2 separate regions of the Homo sapiens genome follow, and region 1 is linked to region 2. Evidence: chromatin loops called from intact Hi-C (ENCODE). Cell type or tissue: mammary epithelial cell. All regions are shown on one strand. Each heading gives the region's core, and the rest is flanking DNA. Links, peaks and the distances in the headings are about the cores only.

What was found. Peaks named below come from ENCODE experiments on the same cell type or tissue, not always from the same donor. Only the 100,000 strongest peaks of a DNase experiment are listed, where the experiment ranks them.
Region 1: it touches region 2 in a loop (7-fold over the local background); 10 of 110 quality-filtered maps call a loop at or near these places.

What each region holds. Positions count from the first base shown.
Region 1 is chr3:93,839,712-93,844,122 of GRCh38, forward strand. It overlaps the pseudogene RNU6-488P. Among named protein-coding and RNA genes, the nearest start is that of PROS1, 130 kb to the right of the region's middle. In mammary epithelial cell, for the core only: a CTCF peak has its summit at 2,180 (motif pointing left); a DNase peak (open chromatin) is centred at 2,070; H3K4me3 peaks cover 370 bases; H3K27ac peaks cover 738 bases.
Region 2 is chr3:94,067,068-94,071,478 of GRCh38, forward strand. The region is part of intron 2 of NSUN3 (NOP2/Sun RNA methyltransferase 3); the gene reads left to right. Among named protein-coding and RNA genes, the nearest start is that of NSUN3, 6.2 kb to the left of the region's middle. In mammary epithelial cell, for the core only: a CTCF peak has its summit at 2,361 (motif pointing left); no DNase peak of the experiment used is centred there.

The DNA of each region.
Region 1 (4,411 bases), core at 142-4,141, 230 kb before region 2:
ACTTTTAATGGGGATAATCTTTCATGCTGAGGATAGAGAAATTTCAGGATAGTCAGACTAAGCAGCATTTAAGAAGTGAGGTATGACTTCCAAGATCAATATGTAAGTGGGTCACAAGTTTATTTACATACAGTTTGCATGTGTCTATAATAACCATGCAATCTATTCCCAAATAACTTCAGATTGATGTTTATTACTGTATCCCTTGAGGTTGTAATTTGATAATAGTGCATTTCCTCCTGTATTTCCTATAATTCTCATCTGTCTTTGAGAAACTAGAATTCCAATTTAAGAAAAAGGGAGAAGAGAGGAGAGAGAAAAGGAAATGAAAGGTTGAATGAGGCAGAGAAAGGAGATAAGAGGAAGGGTAAAATTTTCTATGAGTCCTTTCTCTGTAGCTTTTACTTTTGCACACACAAGTGATTTAAGGGAGCAATCTAAACAGAGAACAGACTAATCCAAAGATAAAATTAGAATAGACAACATTTCCTTATTTTAATAGACAAGCTCTGTGATTCTGCGTACGGTATAGTTTATGCATACAAGTAAGGTAGTAAAGGGAAACAGATCGATAGTCCATTCTCAGAAGCATCCACAGGACAACTAGGAGTTCTGTGCTTAGTTTTCAAATGCCAGAAGATTTTTTTGTAACTACAGGAATTTGTTTCAATAACTGATTTTCCCAAAAAGGCTCAGGAAACACATAATGTCAAGTAGGGTCAAACAATGAAGACAGGGTATGCAACTCGGCTTGGGTATGTTTAAGATAAGCAAAAGTAATGTAGAAGAGCAAGATGGTGTACTTAGATTATATAGATATTTGGAATTTCTATTATTCAAAGGGAAACCTCAAAAAACTGGTAGAAATATTTTCCCCATAGAATGAATTCTTGGACAGTATGAATACCTGTCACAGGCAGAACTAACTGAAGCATTTTTGAAAACTTGAACAAGCTGCTTGAAAACACAACAATAAAAAGAAATAAGGTGCCATGAAAAATGTACAAATAATAAGAATAAATATTTTCTGTCCCTACATGTCATGAGTACAGTATAGATTACAAGATTTAACTCTTTTATAACTAATCAAATACATCTTATTTACTTTCTGTTGCCTCATTTCTCTTTTAAAATATGCATACTCCTATCTATTGATTTTATTTCACTTTGGTTGATAGGAGTATAACCACTGACCTGAAAACTGTCCCCTTCTAAAAGATAACTCCCATGATTTTCCACTTGTCTTGAAATTTTAATATCTAGGTTACATTTTTCATCATTAAAATAGTTATTTAGTTTATTAGTAACCTCTGAAGGATGTCTTGAGCATTAATAATGAGTGGAAAAACACTATAGAAATTATTATTTTTGCAAGAGCTGTATAAGTTAGTGAGGGGTTAATGCTACTTTATGCCTACTGATTATAATATATAATTATATATAGCCTGGCTATATATATTATATAGCTACTTTATGCCTACTGATTATAATATATAATTATATATAGCCTGGCTATATATAATATATATATATATTATAATATATAATTATATATAGCCTGGCCATTCTTTCAATTAAAATAAAGCCAAAGCAATGTCTTTAACATATACCTGCTTTCACTGAATAGTAACAATTCTATCAGTCTGTGGTGAAAGGGAAAATCTCAATATTAAGGACATAAATTGACAATATTTTCAATACGAAAGATGTTCCATGGAATAGGGACGCATTCGTGGGGTTTATTTATTTATTTATTTATTTATTTATTTTTCGAGACGGAGTCCTGCTCTGTCACCCAGGCTGGAGTGCAGTGGCAGGATCTAGGCTCACGGAAACCTCCTCCTCCTGAGTTCAAGCAATTCTCCTGCCGCAGGCTCCCAAGTAGCTCGGATTACAAGCACCCGCCACCATACTCGGCGCTAATTTTTGTATTTTTAGTAGAGACGGGGGTTTCACCATGTTGGCCAGGATGATTTCGAACTCCCGGCCTCGTGATCCGCCCGCTTCGGCCTCCCAAATTGCTGGGATTACAGGCATGAGCCACCGGGACCGGCCACATTCGTGTTTTAAGAGGATACTTTCGGTCATTGCGCAGTCTGAAGAGTCATTTTACTTTGCTTTCATTTATAAGACATTCATGTACTGCCATCGTGTGGTCAATCCAGCACACATCAGCTTATTTGAAATGGTATGAAAAGTCAAGGAAAAAAAAAAAGACTGTGCTATTTGTTTTGGTTCATGCTGATAGCCTTCATCTTGCCAAAAAGAGCTTAGCAAAAGAGTTAGCTGGAATATACCATAGATGTAAACCCAAGCACTTTTATTTACCAGAGGACCCAGGCAGTGTGTGTTTGAAGTCAGAACCAAGTCAATCTAGCTGATAAAACCACAGGGAGCAAATAATATTTATTTCCTGTTTAATATTCTGGATATTTCATATAGAAGATCTATCAAAAGTTCGAAGTTGTGTTATTTATATAACTTTTTCCAAAATCACAAGTTACAGTTAAAATGATATTTTATAACTGTAGTGCCTTTTTAATGCAACTAAAAAAAGCTGTGTGCATAAATGGACAAATATAAGTGCAGATACAGGGGAAGTCAAAGCAATTTAAATTGGAAACGTTAAACACACAGCACAAGATCATACTTTTCTCGTTTAGATAATTTCATCTGTCTTCAAGAGTACAAAATCAAATGAGGTCCAACTCCCTTCTACTTAATTTTTAGTATCATCTCTAATACTGAGGGTGGGTGTAATCATTCAAATCGTAATCATGATGAAATTATTTAATGGATTCATATCTTATAAATTAAAATCTTTCTTCCAGTCAGAACATGAAAATCAAAAGCTCTATTTGATAAAAGAGTAATTCTGGATTTAAATACAAAAGTTCTTATATTGTAAAGCCCTTAAATTGTTTTCCAGAAATAAAACCTTTTCAACATTTAAATATAGCAAGAACTACAGGGAAGCATAATTCTATTAATGACTTCTTTCACCTTAGAAAGTATCAGATGAGCTAATGAATTTTCTACCTTCAACTGATAGTTTTAGAGAGAGAAATATCATTTCAACTCTCATATCTTTATGTATTGTTTCAAGAAATGCCAAATGCCTTTCAAAATATTATCTCAGCATGTAAGATTTAAATACACCAACAAATTTTATGAGACAAAATCCTAATTTACTTTCCTTCTTTCCCTTTTTTATTGAACACTCACCACAAATTTCTTATTAGATGAAACATAAAAAGTTATCAACAAATATAAAATCAGCCTAAACGTAACTATCAGTCTAAATTTTGGTCTTAAATTATCACTAATTTTATAACTTTCTTCCATTTAATACAGTGACTTCCTGCATGTTCATGAGTTTATAATGGTCATATAAAATAACTTTTCTCTCATGACCTTTAGTAGGAAAGAAAGATATTTGTATATGAGAGAAAAAGAACTAATAAGTAAATATTTTAATGAAGAAAGAAAAAATGTATTGAGTAGAAATGAAGATTATCCAATCTAAAGATTAGATATGCACTTTTTTTGGTTATGAGTTTCTATTATGGAAAACAAAACAAACTCAGTAAATAGACATATTAAAACAGGTAGAAGCCTAGCCAAATTTTGACACTCTTAAAAGACTTAATAATGAAAAGAGATAGGTCCACGATTAAGACCAGTCTACACATTATTTAATTGCCTGCCAATCCGGGAAAAATTGAATTTAGTCACCATTATTACATGTGGTTCAACACGAGTGTCTTGGAAGTTGCTTATGATAGGGCTACAAATGAAAGTGTCCTAAATTTTTAACCCTCATGAAGATATGATGGACAACCAGAAGATCTAGCTACAGGCAACATCAAGGAAGGAGCACTGGTCAGCTTCATAAATACAAGTCTGTTTTCTAGGGAGAAGGAAGAATGGAAGCAATCTTAGTCAATATTCTTTTGACTGCAAGTACAGAAACTCATTTGAGATAGTTTACACAAAAAAAGGGTATGCATTCTGTAGATATAAGTGTATAGTGCTACTCAAAGAATGATTTAGTGTTTGCCTTGGCAGTGCATATACTAAAATTAGAATGATACAGAGATTAGTGTGGCCCCTGTGCAAGGATGACACGTTCTAAAAATTTATTAATATTTAAAAAAAGATCTAAAAATCATGATGGAATTTGGTATAGAATTTGAGATGAAGCATTTAGAAAGTTGTGAGCAATTTGAGAAAGCAGTTTTTTGCCTGCTGATTCTTTAATAAAAAGGCATGGTCGCTGTGTGATTCCCATGGCGACTGTAACACATTACCACAAACTTCGCGGCATAAAAAAAATTTATTCTGCCACAGTTCTGGATGCCACTCCAGCCATCCTCTTTGAAGAAGGGCCTTGAGCTAGTGAAGCATCTCT
Region 2 (4,411 bases), core at 320-4,319:
GACCACAGGTGTCAACTCAACATCCAGAAGGGCTTGTGACTAAAAGCTGTATGGACAGTCAATCATATATACGTGACCAAGCCCCAATAAAAAGTGGATACCAAGGCTTTGGTGAGTGTCCCTGGTTGGCAATACTCTTGTGCATACTGTCATACATTACTGCCAGCAAAAGTTGACCTCGTTGATGATTCCGTTGGAGAGGACAGCTGGAAGCTTCATGCTTTGAATTGTTGTGAATTCTGCACTATGAGTCTCTTCCTGTGATTGTTTTTAATCTGTATGCTTTCATTATAATAAACTGTGACTATAACTGTGATTATAACAGCTTTCAGTGAGTTCGGTTGTGTCCCAGTGAATAATCAAACCTGAGAGTCATCCTTGGAATCCCTGAACTTGTAATTGGTGTCAGAAGTGAGAGTTGTCTTTGAGACTCAACTACCCTGCCCCCTTTTAATTTGGATCTTTTTAAAAAAATTCTCTACTGCTGCCATTCACTTAGACCTTCCCAATCTCTTATCTGGCATATTGCAACAGCCATGTTTAGTACTTACCTGTTTGCTTATTTTAGCAACCACTTTTATGGCACTATGTACCAGTCAATGTTGTAATCACTTTATGAATAATAACAATCCTATGTACAACCCTCTGAAATAGTTATTTCCATTTATATATAGGAAAGCTGAGGCACACAGAGGTTAAGTAACTTGCCCAAGTATACACATCTCACACTTTAACTTGCCCAAGTATACACATCTAACACTTTGAAGAGCCTTGAGAGTTTGTTGTACCCACTCTGTCATGCTGTTTCTCGGTGCTACCAAATTCCATTGTGTCACACCTTGAGTACAAACCTTTGCTCCCCAGAAGTCTGCAGTATTATGTTTGGACTAAAAATCTTATCTTTCTGGGCAGGCTCCTTCATGCCTTTGGGACTGGCTATGCTGTTCTTCTGCTAGGAATGCCTTTTTCCCTTCTCCCTCTGTGCAGTAGTGTGGGTTCAAATCCCACCTCTGCATCTTGTAGCATATGACCTAGGTGAGTTAATATCTCTGTGCTCCATTGTCCTCGTCTGTAAAATGGGGAAAAAATAGTATCTATTTCATATAATCATTTGGGAAGATAAAATGAATTTGTGTATATACAATGTGAATGGAATGTTGTTTGACGTATAGTAAGGACTTCATATGCATTAGCATTATTTTTGTTACTATGATTAACCACTTCATCAAGCCTTCTGTATGTCCCTTGGCAAAATTAGTTTTGCCCTTCGTGTATCCATTGCATTTTGTTGATAGAGCTATTGTGATTCTTTCAAGGTTTTATCGTCATAATTTACTAACTTGCTTATCTTTTTCCTGACAAGGGAGGGTTTTGAAGAACCAATACCTTGAGACTTGGGCAAGTCTTCTGCTTATTCCCAGTTTTGTCAGTGTTTGTGTACTAGGCATTGTGCTAAGCACTGAGAATACAAAAATGGACTGTATATATCCTGCCCTCAAATACATGTATGATTAATTGGATAATTAATGGATACTTAATAAATGTATGATTAATATAAGCATTAATTAGAAATATTTATTAACTGTGGAAATTTTACATGTACTTTATAGAAAGCAAAACAAACAGACCATATAAGTCTGAACTGTCTGCAACATCTTTTTTTTTTTGGACACTCTCCTCACTGACCGAGAGTTCACATACAGAGAGGAAAAAAAAATACACACACACACACACACACACATACACACACACAACCTGATAATATTACCATAATCTGTGAAGGATGTAGACTGAGGTGGTTAAGAAAGAGAGAAATGAACCAGTATCTAGATTTCTATATTGTCCTATATGTTGGCTTTACACACATTTTCAGCCTTAATCTGTGCAAATCTCTGTGAAGAAGTAACTTTTAGACACTTTAAAGTCAGAGGTTAGAACAATTGATAGGTATCTTGTAGTTGTGGCAAATTCAGTCCTGTGACTTAAAAGTCCACGCCTTTTCCTATACCATCTGTGCTGCTGTGAAGGGTCCAGAGTTGCATCCTTCCAAATGTATGCTCAGATCCCGTAGTATGAAGGACTCTTATGTTCAGGATTTTTAGCCTTTTGATGTTCCACCAGAAACGCAAAGGATTTCCTATCTGAGGTACAGTGAATAACAAATCTGGACATAAATTGCCCTTCTGTGAGATACAAGGAAGATCCATTGCCAAAATAGAATAGGAAGCCATCAGCTCTTCGTTAGCATCTCTGAGGAGTAAAAATAAAATGACTCAAAAACATACTTTGGTGCATTTCCATAAATTGATTTGTTTTTCATTTCTAACTTTTAAAAGAGTTGAATGAGCACCCTCTAGTGGATAATAATAGCACTAAATCAAGGAATTTCTCTTTTTTAGCTATGGAAATTTAAATAGGTTCTGTAATCTACAGGGTTATATTAATTGTGTTTAACAATTTCTAGATTAAATGATATTTTTCATCTTCGTCACTAGGACGGAAGGTAGGGTGGAGAGTAGAGTAGTAGGAAAAAAGAATAAAGTCACAGAAAAGTTGAATGAAAATTATACTATCAAATAATAAACATTATCGAAATGATACATTATACAGTTTTGCAAAATTTTAACTTAACTAGCTTTTAATTTTTTAATGCTTTAATTTTGTTAAAATAGTAAGTAGTTCAGAGAGCCTTGAATCAGAACTCCAATTTTATTCATTTACTCCAGGATTTAGGCCCCAGGCACTTAGCCAAGGAGAAAAATAAGTCAAGGCTCCCATATAAATGAGTTAGGGAAATGGGTAAGCAGGCAGGGTGACACACAGTGTGATATATTAGTTTAGCTTCATTAACTGTTTCTCAAAATTCAGTTATTCTTGTGTACCATCTGTCTAGTTTTACTTAATTTTTTTTTGGTCAGTTTTAATATTTTTCTTTTGTTTCTTAGGAATTTTTCTTTTGTTTCTTAGGAATTTATTTTTCTTTTGTTTCTTAGGAATTTAAGCTTATTTTATATCATTATCAGTAAATAGATGTGCCTAGCCTATAGTTGACAGACGGTGTATTTTTAGAGAATGAATGAATGTTGACAAGAAGATAATATACGATGGCTCACACCTGTAATTCCAGCACTTTGGGAGGCCAAGGCAGGAGATTTGCTTGAGGGCGGGAAGATTGCTTGAGGACAAGAGTTCAAGACCAGCATGGGCAATATAGCAAGACCTCATCTCTAGAAAAAATAAGCAATTAGCTGGGTGTGGTGGTGCGTGCCTGTAGGCGCAACTACTTGGGAGACTGAGGTAGGAGGATCGCTTGAGTCCAGGAGGTCGAGGCTTCACTGAGCCATGATCGCACAGCTGTACGCCAGCCTGGGTGACAGAGTGAGACCTTGTCTCTAAAAAAAAGAAGACAAAACAGACTTAGCATGTTGGAGGGAGGAGCAACAATGAGTGAGAAATAGAAAGACTTTTCAAGGGGGTATGTAGGCTCAGGCAAGTGACCGCAGTCAGTTTTCACATCCTCAACTTTCATGTATTCTCTTTCAGAAAATTACTCTGCCCCTCTGTACATAAGGGGGCACATATTCTCCTTTCCCAACCTGCCTTTCTCCAATTTCCCTTCACCCTTTTCACAAAAAGAAAGGCACACTTGCACCATTCTGGCTTCTATGCTATGTTCCTCCAGGTATTCAAAACCTCCATATGCCAGAAACTATTGGAGTGTCAGTGTGAGAAAGCAAATGACTAACAGATTCTCTGACAAGTCAGGTGGTTTCCAAGTTTTGCTTTCAACAAAAGTAAAGGAGCCTTGATTGAGATGTCAGCTATCAATTCATTTAAGACATTTTTGATGATAGGTTGCTAAGTGATTTGGGGATATAACTCCAAAAGAATTCAAAGTAAGAAACATTGCTATAACAAAATATATTTAATTCTCATCCACTTATTTAACTGAAGGTTTTTCTCAGCTTTTATAAAAAACACAAAATAGGCATAAAAATGATGTTGAATCCTGACTGATTTTATTATAGTAAGAAGTAATATTCATTTATGGATATATGGAAACAAAAGCTCATTTCATTAAGTATCCATTTCTTACCAATTTTTACTTTTATAAGTTGTTTTGATCGGTTTTGTACTAATAATATTATTGATCCCTGAATCCAGAAGTTACCATTTTAACACTTAGAGATTTAAGACCACAGGAAAAACAAATTTAGTACATACACATGTGTATATGTGGGGGCTAGAGAAGCATGATAGGGTGATAAAAAGATTTCAAGCATGAAAATATATTAAGATGAAGTTATATGAAGTAGAATGTAAATAAAAGAGGAAAACGAGCAGCATAAAATTTCCACCTGTTAAAGATGAGTCAGTCTATGAATTTTTAAATGGATGATGATGGGTATCA